7 separate regions of the Homo sapiens genome follow, and all the other regions are linked to region 1. A link is a contact called in ENCODE Hi-C or POLR2A ChIA-PET data. All regions are on one chromosome and are shown on one strand. The core of a region is the stretch at or near the end of the contact, and the rest is flanking DNA. Distances in the headings are between cores, read along the strand shown. Region 1 holds the start of CRAMP1 (cramped chromatin regulator 1). Region 2 holds the start of LMF1 (lipase maturation factor 1). Region 3 holds the start of METRN (meteorin, glial cell differentiation regulator). Region 4 holds the start of METTL26 (methyltransferase like 26). Region 5 holds the start of PDPK1 (3-phosphoinositide dependent protein kinase 1). Region 6 holds the start of CHTF18 (chromosome transmission fidelity factor 18). Region 7 holds the start of STUB1 (STIP1 homology and U-box containing protein 1).

Region 1 (3,053 bases), core at 359-2,858:
GCCCAATGCCGCCGGCCCGCCTGCTTATTTTAAAACACACATAAAGAATAATCAGCTCCGGGTCTCTGGGAATCTTCTTCCCAGGGTGGGAAATGTGAGCTGCTGCGGGGATTTACTAGTTAAAAATGCTTTTGCAACAAAGGAGCCTGTTGCATGGAACAGGTTGGAACCACCCGGGAAAGTGACAGCCCAGTTATGTCCGGGTCCAGGTGCAAGAAGCGGTAGAAGACAATGGTGTTAAAACTCTTGGCAACAATTAATAAAATTATTGCATCAACTTTGCTACCCACCGCCCTGTAAAATGTCAACAACAAAGTGCAGTGACTAAAAATGCTGCAGCCCAGAAAGCAGAGCCACTCAAAAATAAACTCAGACAATCAGGTACACAGCAAGAGCTGCAGCCCAGAAACAGTCCGGGACGGGCACGTGTGAGGAAGCAAAAACGCTGAAGATTAGATTCCTCAGCAGATACTGACCCTGCGTTCAACTCAACTGTTGAGAACGGGGGCATTTCCACTTCAAAGGAACACACGATCGAGGCACCAACACCAACCACGAAATACAGGGACGCGGGCGAGGACCTCTCTTTCCGAGAGATCGGGAAATGGCTTCAAAGTCGCAATGATGCCCCCACCCTGAGGTGCAGATCACACAAGGATCCGTGGCCGTTTTCTCCTGTCGGAATTGGTCTAGGGAATCTCGAGTTCATGCTAGTTTTAAAAAAAACTCTGCCAAAGAACAAAACCACCCACGACAAACACCCCAACTTAAGGGATTTCGTGGCAAGACTTCCCACTCTTCCCCCTCAACCCACCTCTTTCCACTCAAGAAACCTAAACCCCCAAAGACCTCGTCTCGGGCTGAGAACCCCGCTGCCCAGGGACCTGTCCGCCCGCAGGCCACCCGGGACCCAAGCAAAACAAACTCGGCCACCAGAGTGAACTCGCCCGCTCGCCGGGCTCCACACCCAAGACGCCGACCGAGCACGGGGAAGCGCTTTTCGCCACTGAAAGGACCGACGCCGTCCAGACTTTACCCTAAGGGCCAACAAGCAGGGGGATGGCCTCCTTTTCGCGAGAACCTCCAACGAGACCGGACTTTTCTCGGAGGCGCAGTCTCCTCCAGCCCCGTCCCGCTCCGCACCGGCTCGCGTCTCGGGATGGGGACGCAGAAGCCTCCTCGCCCTGAGGCCAGTTGTGGCTGTACCGGGCGCTGTGGAAGCGACGCCCCCCCCGCGCTCTCCCGCGCCGCCCGACAGGACCCCCCGGCCGGGCCTCGCCATGACAGCCCCGCCGCCCAGCCTTGGTCACCTTTTTCATCAACGCCGGGCGGCAGCCTGGCTTCCCGGGGCCTCCCCGGGTGCCCGCAGAACCAGCCGGGCCGGGCAGCCCCGGCCCCCGAGCGCCGGCTGCAGGGAGGCCGCAACGCCGGGCTGGTCGTCCGCCTCGGAAGCGACTGGTCGAGCGGCGCTAGCCCCGGCACGTCCCCTCCGCGGGCCGGCGCGCGGCTGCGGGGGCTGCGGACGCAGATACTGCCGCCACTCACCCTAGCGAAGCCGGCCCGCCGCCCTCAGCAGCAGTTCCGGCTACGGCGGCCGGTGGGGACCTCACGGACGGCGCGCGGGGGCGGGGCCGGGGTGCGCGGGCGCGCGGGGCGGGGCGACGAACGCGGGGGCGAGCACCCCCAATGTTTCTTCGGGCCCGTCTCCCCAAAACGGCGCTCCCATTGGCTAGCGCTGGGCGGGCGCGCTCGCACGTACGAGCCCGGTGGGCGTCGGGGGCGAGCCCGCGGCGCCAGTAGTGTTGTGACGCCAGCCTCGCGACCTTGCGGACTGTGCGTCTCTTTGGATTGGTGGACAGACAGCCAATAGGCCAGGGCCCGTGCTGTGATTGGCCGCAGCAGTGTTGACGGATACGTGAGAAGAAAACGGCGTGGTAGCTCGGAGTGTGGAATCGGGCGCGAACCTGAGTTCTGAGAAGTGTGGAAGCACGTCTGAGGCAGTTAAGCGCACCCTTTCCTGGGTGGAGTATGTGCTTCTGCGCTACGTTAGCGTAGCCGAGCGGCGCTGGGCACTTGGTCATTTTCTTCATAGCAAGAAAGCAGAGGGGTGTTTTTCAAATTCCAGTGTTTCTTTCTTTCTTTTTTTTTTTTTTTGAGACGGAGTTTCGCTCTGTCGCCCAGGCTGGAGTGCAGTGGCGCAATCTTGGCTCACTGCAAGCTCCGCCTCCCAGGTTCAAGCGATTCTCCTGCCTCAGCCTCCCGAGTAGTTGGAATTACAGGCGCGCGCCACCATACTCGCTAATTTGTGTGTTTTTAGTACATACGGGGTTTCACCATGTTGGCCAAGCTAGTCTCGAACTCCTGACCTCAAGTGATCCGCTCGTCTCAGCCTCCCAAAGTACTGGGTTTGCAGGCGTGAGCCACCGCGCCCGGCTCAAATTCCAGTGTTTCTTTTTCTTTTCTTTTTTTTTTTTTTTGACTCGCTCTGTCGCCCAGGCTGGAGTGCAGTGGCCCGATCTCGGCTCGCTGCAGTCTCCGCCTCCCGGGGCTCAGGCGATTCTCCTCCCTCAGCCTCCTGTAGCCGAGACTAGAGGCGCCACCGCGCCCGGCTAATTTTTGTAATTTTTTAGAGACAGGATCTCGCCTTGTTGCCAAGGCTGGTCTCGAACTCCTGGGCTCCAACGATCCGCCCGCCCCAGCCCCCAAGAGCTGGAAGCCCAAGCGCGAGCCCCGCGTCCGGCCGCCAGCTGCTTTCTTGGGGGCGCTCCCTGCCTCGCTTGGCTCTGTGGAGTCCGGGGCCCGGCGATGGAACAGGCCCTCAGTCACCCAACACCTCAGGACACTGCCGAGCGCATCGACTTTCCCAGAAACGCTTGACCCACGCCCTCCGCTCCGAAACTAGAAAAGCGGAGCCCAGGGAAGGCCTGGGCCGAGACCGCCGCGTGCTGGAAAGGCTCCGCCTCGGGATGCACGGGAAGGGAACACGCCCAGGAGGGGAGGATGCCGCGGTTGATCGGGGCTGTGACAGCGCGCCCTCCACACAAAGGGGACCC
Region 2 (3,058 bases), core at 489-2,988, 640 kb after region 1:
AGCAGCTCGGCCCAGCGAGGGGAAGCTGTGCACAAAGCCTCCTTGTGAGGGCAGCCCCACCTGAGGACAGCGCAGGGCCACACCTGACGCAGGGCAGTCCCTCTCGCCGTCCGTCCCCTAGCAGGCCTGGCACCCAGACAGGGCCCGCTCTGCAGGCGTGGTCCCAGGGTGTGGGGCTCCCTGTTCCCCACAGATGAGGGGAACAGTGTGGGCTGTGCCGGCCCTTCCTAAGCTGGCCCCCAGGTCACGAGGAGAGGTACGGGTCGTGGGCTCTGTGGAGGGACTTGGGTGCCGGGCGCCAGCCAGGGCCGATGCCTCCTGCGATCCCCAAGGCTCCGAGCCCTCAGGCACACACCACGCTCCCGGAGGCTGGGCCAGCATGCGGAGGATGTTTGTGTGTTCGTACCCGTTGCAACATCTTTAACAGGGTCCCATTTCACAGCTGGGCTCCTAAGGGGGGTTTCATAGAAAAGAAATGGAAACTAAAAATGAATTAAACCATAAGATGTACACGTATGCTACGGCCCCAGCAACACAGGGAAGGTGGAGGCTGAGAGGAAGCTCGGGCCACTGCTGGTCAGGCCTGGATTTGGGGGCCCGATGTCCACAGTCAGTCCCTGCCCACACAAGGCTCACACTGCAGGTGGTGAAGATATAATTAAACAGGTAATTAAACAAGCAATAAAGACGGGTCATTTGACCAACCCAGTGGCGATAATTGATACGCCAAAACACTAGGAAAGCTAGAGAGGCAAAAGAGAAGAATACATGAAAACAAAAACAAAAAACCAGGACAAATATTTCCAATATACACAAAAGAACAGGATTTTTCATACGTAAAGAGTGCTGACAAATGAATAAGGAGAAATCTGCACTTCCACCTAAGTGCCCCACAGTTTATTCACTAACCCCTAGGTCTCCAATGCCTACTCTAGCCTCACGCCCTTTCTTTCCTCTAAGGAATGCCTGTGACCCCAGCCCTTCCTAGCACCCGCTTCACATCAGCCTCCAGAACCCCGCTCCAGTCATCAGAGTGTAGAGTGCTGGCGTCCTCCTTCATGTTCTGTTTGGGGCATTGGGCAGTTAGCCCTTCCCTCCTGAGTCCTGAGTCCCCCTCTTCCCCCACAGCTTGAAGTCCAGTCCCAAGGGCAGGCAGGAGCTGGGTTGTGCAAAGGCGGAAGGGTGCTCAGGCTGGGAGAAAGGGGAGGGTCCCCCGAGCATTCCAGGCACAGCCCTGCCTACTCTGTCCCTTGCTGGCTGCGACGATCGCCCTAGCACCCTCCTCCGCAGAGAGTGAGTGTCAGCTGTGAGGCAGGGGCACGCAGTGGTAGCACCGCCAGGGCCTGTGCAGCCCACCTTCCCCAGGACCACAGCTGGGAAGGCGCCTGGCTGGGGGAGGGCACCTGGCCTCTGCAACTCGGACTGACGGAAGGCACGCGTGCCTGCCCCAGTGAGCTCGGGTCGGGCGACGCGCACCACCTCCCAGGTACCCGGCCCCGCGCCCTACCCGCAGCAGCGCCCAGCGAGAACTGCGAAGGAGGCAGGCTCCGGGCACCCGCTCCCGCGCGTGGGCGGGGCCGGCTGGAGGGGGCGGTGCCTCCGGGACTGTGAGCGGGGCCTCCCGGGGTGTGGGTGGGGCCTTCGGCCGTGGGCAGGGCCGGCCAGGGAGAGGCGGGGCCTCCGAGAATGGGCGGGGCCTCCGAGAATGGGCGGGGCCTCCGGGAGTGCGCCCTCCCCGCACATGCGCCCTGACAGCCCAACAATGGCGGCGCCCGCGGAGTCGCTGAGGAGGCGGAAGACTGGGTACTCGGATCCGGAGCCTGAGTCGCCGCCCGCGCCGGGGCGTGGCCCCGCAGGCTCTCCGGCCCATCTCCACACGGGCACCTTCTGGCTGACCCGGATCGTGCTCCTGAAGGCCCTAGCCTTCGTGTACTGTGAGTGCCGGGCGGGCCCGGGACATCCGCCAGTGTCACCTCCGCGCACCACGACCCCCGCCCTCCCTCGAGACTCCTCCGCGCGGTCTCGCGGCCGCGGCGCCCCCACGCAGCCCTCCTTCCTGCTGGGGCCCGGGCAAGGCGGGGCGGGCAGGGCAGGACAAGGCTTGCTGGCGACAGCGCACCCGGCCCTACCCCTGTCGCCGCCTCGAGCCTCCGGCCTGGGCTCCTGGGCTCCCGGTTCCACCCGCAGCCCCGAAGTTGCACGGCCGCGCCTGCCAGGACCGGCTCGGGGCTATGCGAGGCGGGGCCGGCCCGGGCCCTGGCCCAGGAGTTCCCAGGAGAGCTGGGCAGGTGGAGGGTCACCCGTCCGTGCGCAGGTCGGGGGTCTGCGTCCTGGCTGCGGGGCGGGGGGCGGCCTGGAGAGGCGAGGCGCTCCTGCTGTCCCCGACACAGCGCTGTGCTGACGGTGAAGGTTCCCACTGTAACTGGACGCCCGCACGCCACATCCCTGCCGCGTGCGGCCCCTGCCAAAATCCGAGGAGCCGGCCCGGGAGCCTCCTTCGCGTCTCCCAGGGGCTGAGGGAAGGTGACTGGCTGGTGGCCAGACTGGAGTTTCTCCTTTAGTGTTCTCGACTAGCTCAGTCTGCGTTCGGGAAGATTCCCAGCGGAGGTCTGGGGGCAGCTCCGGAACCTCATCTGCAAGTGAAGCCTGCGCCTCACTGTGGGATGTGGTTGGCCGGGTCCACTGGCGGAGACCCTTCACCCCACAGCTGTGCGGGGCCCGCGTGCGCAGCCTACAGAGCAGAGCTCTGAGAAAAGTCAGTTCACGCTCAAAACCTCTGGATCCCCTGGCCAGGGGCAGCTGGCGATTCCAACTCCCTCTCTCCCCAGTCCCTACAACCCAGAACTGGTTTGGAAGAGAACGGTTCTGTGATCACGGTGACATGTGATCACACGGATACATGTTTCATAAGCCCAACGTGTCAGGAGCTACGAACCTCAAGTGAGGCTCTCAAATGAGTATGGAAGTGAGGGGAGCCTGCCAGGCCGAGATGCAGCCAGCGGGGCGCGTGGGCAGTCACCGTCCCAGAGGGCTCCGGAGCTGCTGGCCCCGGGCGTTG
Region 3 (2,941 bases), core at 189-2,688, 900 kb after region 1:
GGGTGATAGGAAGTGGGGGCAGAGGAAGGGTGGTCTGGGGTCCCTGGCCCAGGGCCAGGGGGCAGAATAGCGAGAGCCCATCCCTTTCAGGGTCAGGCGCCAAGCTCCAGGAGAGCCAAGCAAGAGCTGGGCCTGGTGCCCTGCAGGGAGGCGAGCGGCGTCTCCATGGTGACCGGGCTGCACACTGGACTTTTGTTGGTTGGGCTGGGGGAGGGGAGAGAGGTCACCGCTGGGCCAGGGAGCCCCGGACAGCTTTGGCCGGAGGCTTCGATTCTGTCCCCACCATCTCTTCCCCCAACCGTTCAGGGACCAGAGGCCCAGGATTGCTGGGCCCGGCCTCCCCTTCCCTCCACTCTGCCCCTGCCAGCTCTTTCCAGAGATGAATCGGGAAGGGAGGGCGGGGAGGCCATCCCTCCCCAGCAGTCCCAGGCTGTGTGGCCTGACAAGCCCATCCAACCCTTGTAGCTCACTTTTTCCTTCTGCAGTGGGGCCGACAAGGCACATTCCCGCCAAGCCCAGGCAGGGTAAGACTTCGGGACTCCCACCCTGTCCCAACCAGACCGCCACTCACCGTCTACGCCGAGACCGTGGGCCTGCGGGGGCAGCTCGGGGCGCCCGTCCTCGCGCAGCTCAAAGCGGAAGGCGGCCACGCGGCGGCTGATGTCCTGGTGCGGCGTGGCCTGCAGGAAGAGGGCCCGGCGCTCGCGGGGACCCCAGCGCACGCAGCGGCCCCCTGCCGGGCCCGGGCCCTCGGCCAGCAGCAGCTCCAGGGCGCCCCCTGCGCGCTCCGCGAAGACCTGGGCGCCCGCGAAGGGCCGCACCGGCCGCAGACAGGCGATGCCGGGCCGCGCTCTGGGATCGGGGCCGCCCAGGGTCAGGCGCAGCGCCCCAGCCGGGTACAGCCACTCAACCGCGCCCTCCGCACAGGCCAGGGCCAGCTGCCCCACGCTGCCGGGCTCCTGGGTGAGGCCGCTGGGGACAGGACGGGACGGGGCGCTGAGACGGGGGCGGGTCCCCGCCCGGCGCAGCCCCCGCTCCCTCCCGAGGCCGCCTCGCGGATGGGGAAACCGGCCCAGCGCTCTGCGCGCTCCGAGGGGCGCCTGGGGGGTCCTAGCCGCAGCGCACCCCGTCCTAAGTGCGGGGACAGCCCCCCGGACCGTACCTGCCCCTCCAGCTGCAGCGCTCCTCGGAGTAGCCGGCGCGGGCAGCCGGGGCCAGGAGGCCGCAGCACAGCGCGCAGAGCAGCGCCGCGGCCGGGAACCCCATGGCACGGCGGGCGGCGTCCGGGGAGTCGGGGCTCTCACCACCGCTGCCCCGGCGGGGCGCGGGTCCGGGCGGCGGCGGGAGCAGCCGGGGGCGCCGGCCGCCCGGCCCCGGCGAAGCCCCCAAGCCCGCGGCCGCTCCGCCTGCCGCGCAGCCCCAGCGCCGGGGCCGCCTTGGAGCGGGTCGGGAAGGGGGCGGGGCCTGCGGCGTGTCGGCCAGTCGCGGCGCGGCCCGGAACTTTCCGCCAATAGCAGGCGCGGGGCGGAGCGGGGGCGGGGCCGGAGCTCGGGCGCCGCCGGAGGACTATCCCACGGTCCAAGCGCCTCGAGGGTTGGGGGGGGCCTTGGCGCGGAAGGGAGGCTCCTTGCCCGCCCCGCGCTGTGCGTCTCTCCTTCGCCGCGCCCTCACCCTGGCCTCGCCCCCCGCGCTGTCCCGATCGGAGTCCTGGAGCCTCTGATGGAGCCGAGGTTTTGATGTCCACTGGAACCTCGGGGTGGCGGTAGGGAAGGTGGCCCACCTGGTGGTTCCGCCTCGCGGGCGGCCGGGCCTGCTCCTTCCTAACACTGGGACCTGGGCCTGTTGGCCACATCCCTCCCAACCAGGTCCGGTCCTGCTGACCAGAGGCCGGTGGAGCCCCAGAGGAGAGGGGTCATGACTCCAGAGGCGGGGAAGGCCTGGCCTGGGGGCTGCGCCTTGGAGCGGGGCCAGGCCTCGGGTTTTGGTAAGGCCGTCTGCAGGAGGGGGTCCTGCTGAAGAGCGCGCAGCCCGCAGGCTTAGGCCCCTTTCCTCAGACCTAGCGGCACCCCATAGTTGCCGGATGACCGACCCCGGGCCAGACGGGGCTCCTGGAGGGGCGTGAATGGAGCAGCCACGGGCACCCCTGCAGGCCTGCAGCACGTGGAGACACAGGAGCTGGGAGGACACCCCTGGGCCACAGGAGCAGCCCCCACCAAGATGAAACAAGCAGAAACAGGCGATTCGCAAACACACTGTAGCCTCAGGCTGGAGCAGTGTGGGATTCCCAGCATCCGGGACTGCTGAGTTGGCCTGATGGGAGGAAGTGGGCAGTGGCTGGCCAGGTGGACAGGAAGAGAATGGGGGAGAGCAGACAGCCTGGGTCAAGGGCCTGAGGAAGGAGCTCTTGGCAGCCCAGTGAAACCCCAGGGCATGGGTGGTGGGTGGGGACGACAGGTCAGATCACAGAAGGCCTAAGGCACAAGCAAAGGGGTCCCACTACATACTGAACCCCTTACGGACGACAGAAGCTTTAGCCGGGGACTGCAAGGACCAGCATAGACTGTGCAGCCTGAAGATGTGAACATTCCGTCCCCTGCCCCCAAACCTCCTGCCACCCGGCGCTCGAAACTCATGGTGGACAGATGAGTTCACCAGTGGCAGTCGGACAGATGAGGCCAGATGGCTCAGTGGCAGTGGGAGGCTGGATCCCACTGACCAGGCCCTCCCTCAACCCCAGGGCCCTCCCAGGCCAAACAGGAACAAGGCGCCTACTGGGCTCGGCCAGCCCCTTGCTCTGGGCGAGGTGCAGGTCAGAAGTAGCCATCACAATCCCCAAAAGGTGGAAGACTCCCAAAGGCCTGTCTGCAGCTGAGTGGACAAGCAAGTGCAGTGGGTCCATTTTTTTTTTTTTTTTTGAGACGGAATCTCGTTCTGTCGCCCA
Region 4 (2,990 bases), core at 241-2,740, 980 kb after region 1:
TGGCCAGTCACCACCACGGCGGACACCAACATCTCCTGGCAGGGTTGTCCCTGACCCCTGACTCCCTGAGCCCCCCATGGCCCGCGTTCCCAGTCCCAGACTGGCAGCCTGTAAGCCACTCTCCTACCCTGAGCCACGTGACTGGCCCTCCCTGGTTTACCCCTTCCAACGTCCTTGCCCTAGCCAGAGCGATATGGGGTTCCCATTGGTGAAAAACGGCTCAGCAAAGGCGCTAAGCCAGTCCTGAATGCAGAGCCAGGCGCTTGGCACTTTCTGGAGAAGAGCCCGGCTCTGAGGCTGGGACCCCAACCCTCGGGCGCACATAAATCGCGGCCTGTGACTTGATTTCGGGGGTCACCGACCGACCCCTCACGCTATCCGTGGGCCCTGAGCTGGTGCTGTTACCCCAGTGTCACAGAGAAACCCTGGGGCATTATTCGTGCCCCTCCCGCAGACCGCCCAGTTCTGCAGGCTGGGACCGCCCGCCCCGCCCTCTGCCGCCCCTGCCGCCCCTGCCGCCCCTGCCGCCCCTGCCGCAACCCCGCTCTGGCCCCGCCCCAACCCGCCAGTCCACACTCATGTCCCGCCCCCCAGCCCCGCCTCCCCTCTCGGACCCGCCCCGATATGGCCCCGCCCCTCCGGCAACCCCGCCCTAAACTCGGACCAACAGGGGGCCCCAGCCCAGCCCCGCCCTCTCCCCAGCCCCGCCCCGACAGGGCCTCGCCCCCATCGGCTCACGAAGGCCAACGGCTTCCACGGCTCAGGCCCGAATCGAGACTGTCCTCCAGCTCGCGTCCTTCACGCCCGCTCCTTCCCCTCCGGCACTGGGGGGCACCGCGAGACTCTTACCCTCGCGGTCCCGCCAGCTGGGTCCTCCTATGCAGTCGCCAGCTCCCTTGCGCTGAGCCCGGCGCCAGCGGCGGCGCACGCCCGGAGGACTTCCCGCGTCACAGTCTCTTGTCTCCGCGGGCAGCAACTGTCTTAGACAGCGCCGCTGGTGTAGTGGTATCATGCAAGATTCCCATTCTTGCGACCCGGGTTCGATTCCCGGGCGGCGCACTTAGTTTTTTTTCCCATTTGAACATCGAACTCTCGCTAACGCCAGAAATTTAAAAGTAGAGAAAACCCGAAACCAAGGGAAGGCGCCCAGTCTGGCGCAGCGCTGACACAAATTTCGGAGAGTGACACAGGTGCCCTGAAAACCCTGGACGGCCATGGGCGACAGGGTGCCTGAGCTGAGGCGCCTGTAAACCAGCAAGCCAAGCTCGCCGTTCAGTCCCCTGCCTGGGACCGCCACACACCGCTGAGCCGCTCCCCACCGTGCCTCTGGCGACTGCTGGTCCTTTAACAGGAGGCGCGCGTGCTCCTGGGAGTTGTAGTTTATCAGCTTCCGACGTGCCCCGCGGTATCTGGACTACAGCTCCCGACGTGCCCCGCGGAAGCCCGGCCACCGCCCCCGACGCGACCCGCGCCGCGTCCGCGGCGGGGAGTTGTTGCTGCCGCGATGCTGGTGGCGGCGGCCGCGGAGCGGAACAAGGATCCCATCTTGCACGTGCTGCGGCAGTACCTGGATCCGGCCCAGCGTGGCGTCCGCGTCCTCGAGGTGGCCTCGGGCTCCGGCCAGCACGCAGCGCACTTCGCGCGGGCCTTCCCCCTGGCCGAGTGGCAGCCGTCGGACGTGGACCAGCGCTGCCTGGACAGGTGCGGCCCCCGGGGCGGCCACTTCTATCGGTGCGGCGGTCCGGGGCCTCAAGAGCCCACGGCCCGCAGCCCCGGAGGAAAAGGATGCGGCTCGGGCTCTGAGGGTGCGGGGTGGGAGCCTGGGGGTGCCCCCGGGGCAGGCCCTAGCTGTGCGGCCCCCGCGGCTGCGGAAGTGGGTGGACCTCGGGGTCCCCCTTCCCAGCCGCTTTGGTCTCCGCTCCTCAACGTGCCCCCCAGCCTCCCCTAAGAAATTCTGTGGGGGCGTCGGAAAGGCGGGTGCACAGGACTCGGCCCCCACCCAAGCGTTCGCCTCCTGCAGCATCGCGGCCACCACGCAAGCCCAGGGCCTGACCAACGTGAAGGCCCCGCTACACCTGGACGTGACGTGGGGCTGGGAGCACTGGGGCGGGATCCTGCCACAGTCGCTGGACCTGTTGCTCTGCATCAACATGGCCCATGTCAGCCCCCTGCGCTGCACGGAGGTCTGTGGGGAGCCCAGCATGGGTGTCTGCCGTGGCACCACTCACCCTGCATGGGGGCAGCTGGGATGCCAGATTTGCCCCCATCACAGTCGGGGTGAGGGTCTCCAGCCTCCCCCATCACAGTCGGGGTGAGGGTCTCCAGCCTCCCCCATCACAGTCGGGGTGAGGGTCTCCAGCCTCCCCCATCACAGTCGGGGTGAGGGTCTCCAGCCTCAGGGCCTGGCTTCTGTTGGGGGCAGCACCTCACTGCCGTCCTGTTCCTACTCACCAGGGGCTCTTCAGAGCAGCAGGACACCTGCTCAAACCCAGGGCCCTGCTCATCACCTACGGGGTGAGTGGGCCTGTCCACGGCGGGCCTCCCGCTCCCAGTCCTAGCTGCTGTCTCCTGCCCTGCTGAGAGTCCTCCCTCCTGGGCTCCCTGCCCCCCGCCCAGCCACCAGCACGGCCTCCCCTCCACTTCCAGTCTGTACCCCTCCCTGGGTCATCTGCCAGCCTCCCTACCCCCTTGCCCACCAGGCTGGCCTTGGCTGACTCCCTCTTGGGGACAGGGAGGGGGTGCCCTTTCATTCTCCAAACCCCAGCCTGCAAGTCTGTCCCAGGCTCTCTGGGAAATACCCCGACCTTGGTCCAGTGGGCTGTGTCCCCATGCCCACAGCCCTATGCCATCAATGGGAAGATCTCCCCCCAGAGCAACGTGGACTTTGACCTGATGCTCAGATGCAGGTCAGAGCTAGAGGCGGGGGGTCTGGCTCAGGTGGCAGGTGGCTTGGGTGGCACCCCCCAGGCCATGACTCCATCTCCCCACCC
Region 5 (2,901 bases), core at 387-2,886, 930 kb before region 1:
CTCTGGTGTACAGCCACACATGTCGAAATAGCGAAAGGCATCCCTTCAACATTTTTCTCAGCTGAACCTTCTTCCTTAACACGCATCTCTACAAAGTCCACGAGTGAGCTGCAGAAAGTTCAAGAGCCTCCTGACGTAGTTACAAAATTCAGCGTCACTCTGCCTTTTTCTCAGAAGAGGGCCCATACCTTTCCTCAGGTTCTCAAACAGACTCACAACCCCCCACTCCCCGCCCCACAAAAAAAAAGATCAAGAACGCCTATCAAAAAGCCACATCTGCCGGGCGTGGTGGCTCACGCCTGTAATCCTAGCACTTTGGGAGGACGAGGCGGGCAGATCACTTGAGGTCAGGAGTTCCAGACCAGCCTGGCCAACATGGCGAAACACCTTCTCTACTAAAAATACAAAAATTAGCCGGGCATGGTGGCATACGCCTGTAATCCCAGCTACTCAGGAGGCTGTGGCAGGAGAATCGCTTGAACCCGGGAGATGGAGGTTGCAGTGAGCTGAGATCGCATCACTGCACTCCAGCCTGCGCGTCGAGAGGGAGACTCCATCAAAAAAAAAAAAAAAAAAAAGCCGCATCCTGGAAGACACGGGATCAATTAAATTTCTTGGGTTTTCCTTCATTTAAAATATTTGCCTTTTAAATCAAATGTTAAAGCCATGTAGACGTTCTTCCATCACCCACTGCACATCGCATACAAGGCATAAATTTTTAAACCGTCGTCCCCAGACTGTAGAACTTAGCATATGGAAAACATAAAAACACGAGGGATACTTTTAGCGATAGAGAGAAAATATAGAAACACCAGCGACACTTTTAGCAAAACATTTCACCCAACAAGTGGTTTGTTTTGGTCCTTCCCCTAAAATCCCTCCTACCTGTCAAGCTCACTTTCCCCTCGGTGATCCTGCACATTCGGCCTCCCAGGGGCTTCCCACAACGCTGAGCACAGCCACGGGCAGCAAAAGCACCCAAATGCCCCTTGGCCGGGCCGTGAAAGGCGAGTTTTCCCGACCACTGTCATCAAGAATCTGGAAAAGGGGGCCCAGGAGCATCAGGTGCTTTCAGCAAGAACTTGCACCTTCTGCTTCTCTCGCAGGCGGAGGCGCCAAGGACCCCGTTCCAGGTGGAAGCCCAGGGCGGTTCCTCTACAGACAGAACCGAAAGGTAACCCTGGAGGCTCGGCTCCAGGCTGCGCCAAGCCGAAAACAAACTTTCCAGGCACTTCCACCCCGCTGGGCCGGGTGACACCTCCCGGCCTCCCCCGCCCTCCGCGCGTCTGTCAGCGCCCCCGGCCAGGCCGCCGCCCGCCGCAACCCAGGCCCGGTCTCCCCGCCGCAGCCAAGCAGCGCCCTCGGCCGGCGCCCGCCATCCCCGGCCCGGCCGCCCGGCTGCAGGTAAGGAGGCACCCGGCCCTCGGGACCCCGGGCCGCCCCGCCTCGCCGGACCCGGGCGGCCGCCGGACCCGGCAGGGTAACAAACCGGCGCGTCCAGTCCGCCGCCGCGCGCTCACCAGCTGGCTGGTGGTCCTGGCCATGGGCCCCGCGTCGGCGCGGGCGCCTCCCCCGCAGCGCTGCGCGGCTCGGCGCCTCCTCAGCGTCCTCCTCCCCGAAGCGGAGCCCCAGCAATGGCCGCCCTCATCCTGCGCCCGCCCCGTCGCCCGCCGCCCCCCGCCCCCGGCGCCGCCCCGCCCCCGCGCGGCGCCGGGCAGGACTTCCGTCGCGCCGCAGCCGACGCCCGCGCCCATTGGCCGCGCCCATCGTCGCTCCGCCGCGGCCTTAGTGGGCTCCGCCTCCGCTCCAGCTGCATTTCCGGGTTGGGGCCTGGCGGGCGGGAGAGGCCCGACCCCGCCTGGGGAGGGGGACCTCGCGCGAACCAATCCCAGGGCCTGCGGGGCGGGGCTGGGCGGGGCTGGGCGGGGCAGGGGGCGAGCTGTCATTCCGGCATCCCAGACCGGGAAACTGAGGCTCAGAGGGGACCAGGCTCCGGCCAAGGTCACGCCCGAGGTAGCGGCGGAGCTGTGCTCGAACCCGGAACTCGGATTCCGGAGCCGGCTCTGCGTAAACTCAGAGGCGCAACTTTGCTAGTTTCACAACTAACAAGCGTTCACGGAAGGAAATCTGGGCTATCAAGTCACATTCACGGCCGGGCACGGTGGCTCACTTTGGGAGGCGGAGGTCGAGGCGGGCGGATCACTTGAGGTGAGGAGTTCGAGGCCAGCCTGCCAACATGGAGAAACCCTGTCTCTACTAAAAATATACAATTAGCCGGGCGCCTTGTAGTTGTTAATGTCGATAATGTTTTTTTGTGTTTTTTTGTTTTGGGTTTTTGGTTTTTTTGAGATGGAAATTTGCTCTGTTGCCCAGGCTGGAGTGCAGTGGCTCGATCTCTGCTCACTGCAACCTCCGCCTCCCGGGTTGAAGCGATTCTCCTGCCTCAGCCTCCCGAGTAGCTGGGACTACAGGCATGTGCCACCACACACAGGCAAATGTTTGTATTTTTTTGTAGAGACAGGGTTTCACCATGTTGGCCAGGGGCTGGTCTCCAACTCCAGTGATCTGTCTGTCTCCGCCTCCCAAAGTGCTGGGATTACAGGTGTGAGTCACCACGCCCGGCCAACTTTATTTTTTTTTGAGACAGAGTCTCTGTCGCCCAGGCTGGAGTGCAGTGGCGCGATCTCGGCTCACTGCAAGCTCCGCCTCCCGGGTTCACTCCATTCTCCTGCCTCAGCCTCTCCGAGTAGCTGGGACTACAGGCGCCCGCCACCACGCCCAGCTAATTTTTTTGTATTTTTAGTAGAGACAGGGTTTCACCGTGGTCTCAATCTCCTGACCTCGTGATCCGCCCGCCTCTGCCTCCCAAAGTGCTGGGATTACAAGCGTGAGCCACCGCGC
Region 6 (2,883 bases), core at 384-2,883, 820 kb after region 1:
TCTTCAGGGAGGCTAAGGACACACCCAGCAGGTCCAGCTGGCCACCGCCTCGCCATGGGACGTGGAGGAGAGAGCCCTGTGGGGAAGGGAGGACAATTGCCTCTGGGCCCCTCCTAGGTCACAGGATTCACGTCAGCCCCCATCAGTGCTCAGGGACCCGGGTGGGACAACCCCAGTAAGCTGGCCAGTGAGGGGTGGGAGACTGGACAGGGGTGCCAAAGGAATGAAGCCATCCAGATGGGTCAGCTGCAAAGGGAAATTGGGGGCAGCTTTAGGAGAAAGGAGGAAAGGGCAAAAGCAGGAGGGGAAGCAAGGAGGCCCTCTCCACCCGAGGCCATACAAACAGGCTGGACAGCAACCTGCTGTGGGGAGGCTGTGTCCTCTAAGTCTACGCCCCATGACGCAGCCTCCCCCTCTGCACCCCTGGGGCTCTGCACAGGACCCGCTTTAAGCAAATGGCAGGGGTGAGGGGCTCCAAGGACCCTTTCCTGAGCAGCACTGGCCCACCCACCGTGCAGGAAGGCCACAGCCACGCACCTGCACCCCCGGGGCCATGGGGTCAGCACGCAGCACCAGATAAGCCCGGACGCCCTCCGTGGATGTCACGTGGACGTAGTCCTCCAAGATGGGGGGCCGCCTCAGGACGGGATTGCGGGCAGCTGGTGAGGCCCGTGTGAGACCCACGTCGGCAGCAGCTTCTGAGACTCTGGAGAGAGACCGGGGCTCAGTGGCAGAAACTCAAGCGTGGGGTCACCCTTGGATATGGGTGTCCGAGACTGCTCTCAGCCATGGAACCCTCCCCACCCCCCAGGCCTCATCCAGGGCACGGGATGGGCTCCATCTGAGTCCCACTGGACAGATGGGATGGGACGCCCATGTCCAAGCCACACACCCGTGGCCCCAAAGCTCTGCGAGGTCCTCAGGGCTCGGCGGCGGGGTGATGTCCGTCGGCGAGGAGTCGGGAGGGGGCGGCTCCTCCATCTCCTCCGATCTGAAGTTCAGCCTCTTGACCACCTGCAGCCTAGGCCGTTTGATCCTGGGGGCTGGGGGAGACACATGCAGGGAACCAGAGGCCTCCTCAGCCTCGCGCCCACTCCGGAGGCCCTGGGGCAATGCCGCCAACCTACCGTGGGGCAGGGACCCGGCCGGCTGCAGGTCGGCGTCCACCTGCCTCTTCCTGGCGCCGCCCTGGCTGCTGCCCACAGATGCGGCTGGGGCGGGACTGGAGGCCGCGTCCCCTCTGGCAAGGGCCTCCTCGAACGTCCGCGGGGGTCGGCCCGCGGTGAACAGGGGGACCCCGGAGGGCGACGGAGTCGACGCCCCTGCTGGGAGAGGAGATTGTCAGCGGCCGCCCCGAGACAGCAGATCCCGCCAGCGGCGACGTGGAGGCCCCTTCGGCCCCCGGCACGCCCTCCCCGAGGTCGCCACTGTCCCGGCTTTCGCAGCTCCTCCCCAACGGCCGGGGGCCGCGCCCCACCTTCCAGCTCTGCCAGCACCTCCAGCTCGGCCGCGAACTGGTTGTGGAAATCATCCTCGACGCCGCACAGCTCCTGCTCGTAGTCCTCCATACCGTCCGCGAGCCCGAGCTCCCGCTCCGAACCTCCCGCGCCGCCGCCGCCGTCGCGCACTGCCCGCCCCGAGCGTGCCGGGCGCCGCCAATCAGCAGCCGGCGTGCCCGGCGGCGCGCGCCATTGGTTGGCGTGGCGGAGGCGGGGCTGCGCGAGGGGTGGGCGGGGCGAGTTCCTGCTCCGCAGCCCCCGCGTCCTGTCCTGGGGAGCTCGCCATTGGCCGCCGCAGCCGCCCTTCCGCGGCGGGGGCGGGCCGGGGGCGGGCCGGGGGGGGGGGCGGGGCTGCGCGCGCAGCGGTGCAGGGCGGAAGCGCTGCCAGGCGTCCGGAGCGGAGCTTCCAGGGTCTCTGGGTCGCCAGCGCGCGGGCGCGCGGCTGGAGCCGGCGCCGGGCACGGCATCGGGGGCCTGGACTGCACGGCCCGGCAGCAGGTTGGTCTTGGCGTGGGCGTGGGCGCGGGAGGGGCTCGGAGCCAGGGTCGGCCTGCCCACCGGGCCTGTGCGGGGCGCGGGTCTGCGCGGACTGCGGGGAGCGAGGAGGCCCCAGCCCTAACCCGCGCTGCGGGCAGACCTGGCTGCCGGGCCTGGTAGTGCTGCAGCCCCTCCCCGCCCCCACCGTCGGGCAGAGGCATTCACGTGCATCCCCTGGAGGGGAGGGTCTGTGGGGAGGATCTGTGGGGCAGGTTTGGAACGGGCTCTTTCTCCAGGCTTAGGTCAGGCAGGGCCCTTCAGGTCAGCCCGGAGCAGGCTGACTCCTTGACTCCCCAGCTGACGCCCTGGGGACTGATCTCGGGGACTGAGGATGCAGGTGCACAGTAGGGCTGCGGACCCGGCTCGGTGGCTTCGCACCGGAGCCCGGGTGGGGCGGTGCGGGTACCTCTGTATGCTGGGCTGGGGGCGCACCACGTGCTCACAGCACACGCACCCACGCGTGGCTCGGCAGGCCGGCCATGGAGCCAGGCAGCGTGGAGAACCTGTCCATCGTGTACCGGAGCCGCGACTTCCTGGTGGTCAACAAGCACTGGGACGTTCGCATTGACAGCAAGGCGTGGCGGGAGACTCTGACCCTGCAGAAGCAGCTGCGGTACCGCTTTCCCGAGCTGGCCGACCCTGACACCTGCTACGGGTTCAGGTAGGGGGGGCGGCCGGAGCCCCACGGTGGCGTCTGTGGAGGAAAGTGGCTCAGACTCTGGACTCTGTCCCACTCCAGGTTCTGCCACCAGCTGGATTTCTCCACCAGCGGGGCGCTGTGCGTGGCCCTAAACAAGGCAGCCGCCGGCAGCGCGTACAGGTGCTTCAAGGAGCGGCGCGTGACCAA
Region 7 (2,900 bases), core at 1-2,500, 930 kb after region 1:
GGAGTCGGTGATTCAGAATTATCCCAAGACAGGGCGGCCTGGGGTGAGGGTCCCACCTCTCACGCTCCGCGGCAATGAGCCTGGAGAGGTAGGAGTGCAGCTCGCTCTCCTGGTGGATGCGCCGCTCCTCAATGCTGTTCCAGCGCTTCTTCTTCGCGATTCGAAGAGCGCTGGGGATGTCGTCCCCGAAGTTCAGCCGCTGCTCCTTGGCCAGGCTGTAAGCTGGGGAACGGGGGCTTCACGTCACTCTCTGGCCAGTCCACCCGCCTGGCCCCAGAGGCCCCACAACCGGGCAGCTTGTCAGCCAACCTCGCTGCAGATTGGCGATGGCCTCATCATAGCTCTCCATCTCCAGCTGGCACTGCCCCAGGAAGAAGTGCGCCTTCACAGACTGCCCGTCCAGCTCCAGGGCGCGCCGGCAGTCGGCCAGGGCCTGCTCGTGCTGCTGCATCTTCAGGTAGCACAAGGCCCGGTTGGTGTAATACACGGCCACCAGCGGGTTCCGGGTCTAGGGACCAAGGCCGGGCCAGCCGCATGAGGGCGTAGGCTCAGCGTGCCCACTCTGACCCACGGCCCGTCCCAGCTTCTGCGCTCTGGCTAGAATCAAGAAACTAGGTTTCTCAGTTGTCAAAGCCCCTGGGTCCAAGGATCTGTGCACAGTGGAGTACTGGCTGAGCCTATCCGCTTGATTCCACTTGGTTTTGTAAAGTTTTCCAAATCTTTGGAGAGTCCGGGCTTAGGACCTGGGGTCCTCAAGGGTCGAGGGCCCCTGCCCTCCCCCCACCCGGCCGGCCTCCATCCAGCATCGCACCCTCGTTCTCCGGCACCCGGCGCTGGGCTCGAGAACCACGGCTGGGCTTTGGGAGCCGAGGACACGCCCCGAAGAGGAGCCAGACCCTCGGTGGGGCCGGCCGGGCCCGGGCCCGGCCCTCCCCGGTGCCACCGCCGCCGCCCTCCCCGCGCGGGCGCACTCACGATCGCGCGGCCGTAGCAGGCCGCCGCCTCCGGGTACTTTCGGCCCACGAACAGACGATTGCCCTGCTCCTTGAGCTCCTGCGCGCTCGGGCTCTTCTCGGGGCTTCCGCCGCCAGCGCCCAGCCGTGCGCCGCCCTCCTTCTCCTCCTTGCCCTTCATGGCGCCGCGCGGCACGGCCTGGGCTCCGCTCCCAAGCTCCGCGCCTCGCGGCCCAGCGCCCGCAGCCGGAGCCCCGCAGCCCGAGCCCGCGATCCGCTCGGGCCCGGCCCAGCTCCGCCGCCGGAACTTCCGGCCGGGGGCGGGACCAGCGGGGACGCACGCGTGGGGGCGAGTGGGGCCGCGCGTGCGCCCAACCAGCCTGGACGGGGACACTGGGCCCGCGACGTCGGGGGCTGGGAGGAACGCTCCAGTTCCCTGTCCCCGCGCTCTTAAGGGTGGGCGTTCGCGTAGGCCCTGGCCTGCCCTGCTGAGGTCTCTTCGGAACCCGCCTCGGCGGCGGCCGCCACACACATTCGACTTTCCCAGTGAGATGCCTCACTTGCTTCGCTGAGGGCGCGCTCCCGCAACAGCCTGTCCCGACCACCTGGGGTTCCGCCCCTGTCCCAACGCGCAGAGACCCCTCCCCCGGCAGCCGGCCCCATCCAGAGGCCCCGCCCCCAGCAGCCGGCCCCATCCGCAGAGGCCCCGCCCCCAGCAGCCGCCCAATCCAGAGGCCCCGCCCCCAGCCGCCGGCCCCATCAGCAGAGGCCCCGCCCCCAGCCCCATCCGCAGAGGCCCCGCCCCCAGCAACCGCCCAATCCAGAGGCCCCGCCCCCAGCACCCGGCCCCATCAGCAGAGGCCCCGCCCCCAGCCGCCGCCTCCCGCCCCTGCGCGTGAACGTAGCGGCTTCCCACGCGCTGTGGGGTGTGAGGACCCCAGTCGCTGGGCTGCCATTCTGGAGCGCCACGAGAGGTGCTACGGGCGAGCGCGAGCCCCCGAGGGCGGCTGGAAGCCCCGGACTGTTGGTAGAGTGGAAGGGGATAGAGATCGGTGGGGCGAGCGTCCTCCGTGGCCAGTCCTCCCCTCACCGCCCTTCCTCAGGTATCGGGAAGAGTTGCCAGCGGCCATCAGGGGCAGAGCAGAGAAGCATGTGACAGGGAGCTGGAGCGGCTGCTGGCCTGGCAGCTTGACTGTGAAGGGCGGCCCGCCCCGAGGGCAGGGCCTCCGTAGCGCGGGTCTTCATTGGGGCGTGGCATCGGCGGGGCGGGTGTCTCCAGTGGGGGCGGGGCCTCCCTGGTGGGTCCAGCACCCCAGGCACCCTGACCTGGCCTCCCACAGAGGGGCGCTTCCGGCCACGTCTGCAGCAGCTGGTGGCCACCAATCCCCCTGAGCTGGTTGTGCACTGTTCGACCGCCACCTTCTGCCTCCTGCCAGATGTGGGGGCTGCAGTCACCGAGCTGTGTGCCCTCTGCGGTGTGGGCCCACCACAGCCTCGGGTGAGTTGGGTGGGCACGACTTGGGTACATAGGCGTTCTTGTCTGTGAAGCGGGCAGTCTGGGCCCTTGCGTGTCGCTAGGAGCAGGAACCATAGGGCCCTGGGCTGCTGGGAGCAGGGTCTCCCAGAGCTTGTCCTGATGGGGTGTGTCTGGCTGCTTCTCCTCGCTGTTCACAGCAGTCCTGGCAGCTGGAGCTCCAGAGATGGAGGCCTTCATGTCAGATGAGGCGGTGGCCACAGTGCCCGGCTGGCCGGCCCCACAGTACACCCTCAGGTACTACCTGCTGTACCTGGGCCAGGTTCAAGAGCGGGCCACAGCTCTGAGCCAAGGGGAATGAACTGTGTGTGGGCAGGTTGGGGTGGCCCGTGCCCCTGGGCCTGAGTCCGTGTGCCCCTCCCTAGCCAGTGCCTCAGGACAGTGGACTCCCTACCTAGTGGAGACAGCACTGT

What was found. A loop is a pair of places that touch in the nucleus more often than their neighbours do. ChIA-PET counts read pairs that join two places held with the same protein, here RNA polymerase II (POLR2A). Pooled maps may share reads with other maps.
Region 2: a loop to region 1 is called in a map of OCI-LY7, with 7 times the contacts of the local background. The contact joins the promoter of LMF1 here to the promoter of CRAMP1 in region 1. A Hi-C loop is called at or near these places in 1 of 168 maps with a recorded cell type or tissue (OCI-LY7), 3 of 37 single-sample maps with no recorded cell type and 9 of 50 pooled maps.
Region 3: a pooled map shows a loop between it and region 1 (4-fold over the local background). The contact joins the promoter of METRN here to the promoter of CRAMP1 in region 1. A Hi-C loop is called at or near these places in 1 of 168 maps with a recorded cell type or tissue (B cell), 4 of 37 single-sample maps with no recorded cell type and 9 of 50 pooled maps.
Region 4: a map of ascending aorta shows a loop between it and region 1 (6-fold over the local background). The contact joins the promoter of METTL26 here to the promoter of CRAMP1 in region 1. A Hi-C loop is called at or near these places in 1 of 168 maps with a recorded cell type or tissue (ascending aorta), 3 of 37 single-sample maps with no recorded cell type and 14 of 50 pooled maps.
Region 5: a loop to region 1 is called in a pooled map, with 14 times the contacts of the local background. The contact joins the promoter of PDPK1 here to the promoter of CRAMP1 in region 1. A Hi-C loop is called at or near these places in 3 of 37 single-sample maps with no recorded cell type and 10 of 50 pooled maps. POLR2A ChIA-PET finds 5 or more read pairs at or near these places in 1 of 52 experiments (activated CD4-positive, alpha-beta T cell).
Region 6: a loop to region 1 is called in a map with no recorded cell type, with 17 times the contacts of the local background. The contact joins the promoter of CHTF18 here to the promoter of CRAMP1 in region 1. A Hi-C loop is called at or near these places in 6 of 37 single-sample maps with no recorded cell type and 8 of 50 pooled maps.
Region 7: a map with no recorded cell type shows a loop between it and region 1 (7-fold over the local background). The contact joins the promoter of STUB1 here to the promoter of CRAMP1 in region 1. A Hi-C loop is called at or near these places in 4 of 37 single-sample maps with no recorded cell type and 10 of 50 pooled maps. POLR2A ChIA-PET finds 5 or more read pairs at or near these places in 2 of 52 experiments (CD8-positive, alpha-beta memory T cell and Panc1).

Annotation. Positions count from the first base shown.
Region 1 is chr16:1,610,915-1,613,967 of GRCh38, reverse strand. It overlaps CRAMP1 (cramped chromatin regulator 1), which reads right to left and starts at 1,608. Exons shown (of 21, transcript NM_020825.4): 1 at 1,311-1,608. IFT140 (intraflagellar transport 140) reads left to right here and starts at 1,896. Exons shown (of 31, transcript NM_014714.4): 1 at 1,896-2,000. RefSeq lists enhancers at 712-1,212, 1,213-1,713, 2,102-2,161 and silencers at 1,092-1,251, 1,282-1,401, 1,422-1,951.
Region 2 is chr16:969,664-972,721 of GRCh38, reverse strand. LMF1 (lipase maturation factor 1) reads left to right here and starts at 1,738. Exons shown (of 11, transcript NM_022773.4): 1 at 1,738-1,934. The coding sequence starts at 1,742. RefSeq lists enhancers at 1-559, 2,542-3,058 and a silencer at 1,327-2,496.
Region 3 is chr16:713,615-716,555 of GRCh38, reverse strand. It overlaps METRN (meteorin, glial cell differentiation regulator), which reads right to left and starts at 1,438. Exons shown (of 4, transcript NM_024042.4): 1 at 1,163-1,438; 2 at 572-972. The coding sequence starts at 1,266. RefSeq lists enhancers at 1-29, 30-627, 628-1,225, 1,824-2,422 and silencers at 680-739, 840-1,269, 1,370-1,679.
Region 4 is chr16:634,805-637,794 of GRCh38, reverse strand. It overlaps METTL26 (methyltransferase like 26), which reads left to right and starts at 1,490. Exons shown (of 6, transcript NM_032366.5): 1 at 1,490-1,701; 2 at 2,021-2,183; 3 at 2,455-2,514; 4 at 2,839-2,906. The coding sequence starts at 1,505. It overlaps TRG-CCC2-2 (tRNA-Gly (anticodon CCC) 2-2), which reads left to right and starts at 989; the gene lies at 989-1,059. LOC100287175 (a long non-coding RNA gene) reads right to left here and starts at 843. Exons shown (of 4, transcript NR_149003.1): 1 at 739-843. RefSeq lists enhancers at 1-460, 1,891-2,550 and silencers at 1,479-1,598, 1,649-1,828.
Region 5 is chr16:2,536,756-2,539,656 of GRCh38, reverse strand. PDPK1 (3-phosphoinositide dependent protein kinase 1) reads right to left here and starts at 1,636. Exons shown (of 14, transcript NM_002613.5): 1 at 1,521-1,636. The coding sequence starts at 1,544. RefSeq lists an enhancer at 541-1,241 and silencers at 1,360-1,489, 1,500-1,709, 1,820-2,129.
Region 6 is chr16:787,370-790,252 of GRCh38, reverse strand. CHTF18 (chromosome transmission fidelity factor 18) reads right to left here and starts at 1,633. Exons shown (of 22, transcript NM_022092.3): 1 at 1,478-1,633; 2 at 1,128-1,322; 3 at 893-1,043; 4 at 538-706; 5 at 1-76. The coding sequence starts at 1,568. It overlaps RPUSD1 (RNA pseudouridine synthase domain containing 1), which reads left to right and starts at 1,872. Exons shown (of 6, transcript NM_058192.3): 1 at 1,872-1,997; 2 at 2,509-2,697; 3 at 2,776-2,883. The coding sequence starts at 2,516. RefSeq lists silencers at 1,340-1,399, 1,580-2,039, 2,060-2,149 and an enhancer at 2,599-2,883.
Region 7 is chr16:678,760-681,659 of GRCh38, reverse strand. STUB1 (STIP1 homology and U-box containing protein 1) reads right to left here and starts at 1,250. Exons shown (of 7, transcript NM_005861.4): 1 at 976-1,250; 2 at 310-508; 3 at 57-222. The coding sequence starts at 1,134. It also overlaps the pseudogene STUB1-DT. RefSeq lists enhancers at 1-471, 442-491 and silencers at 1,172-1,381, 1,662-1,771.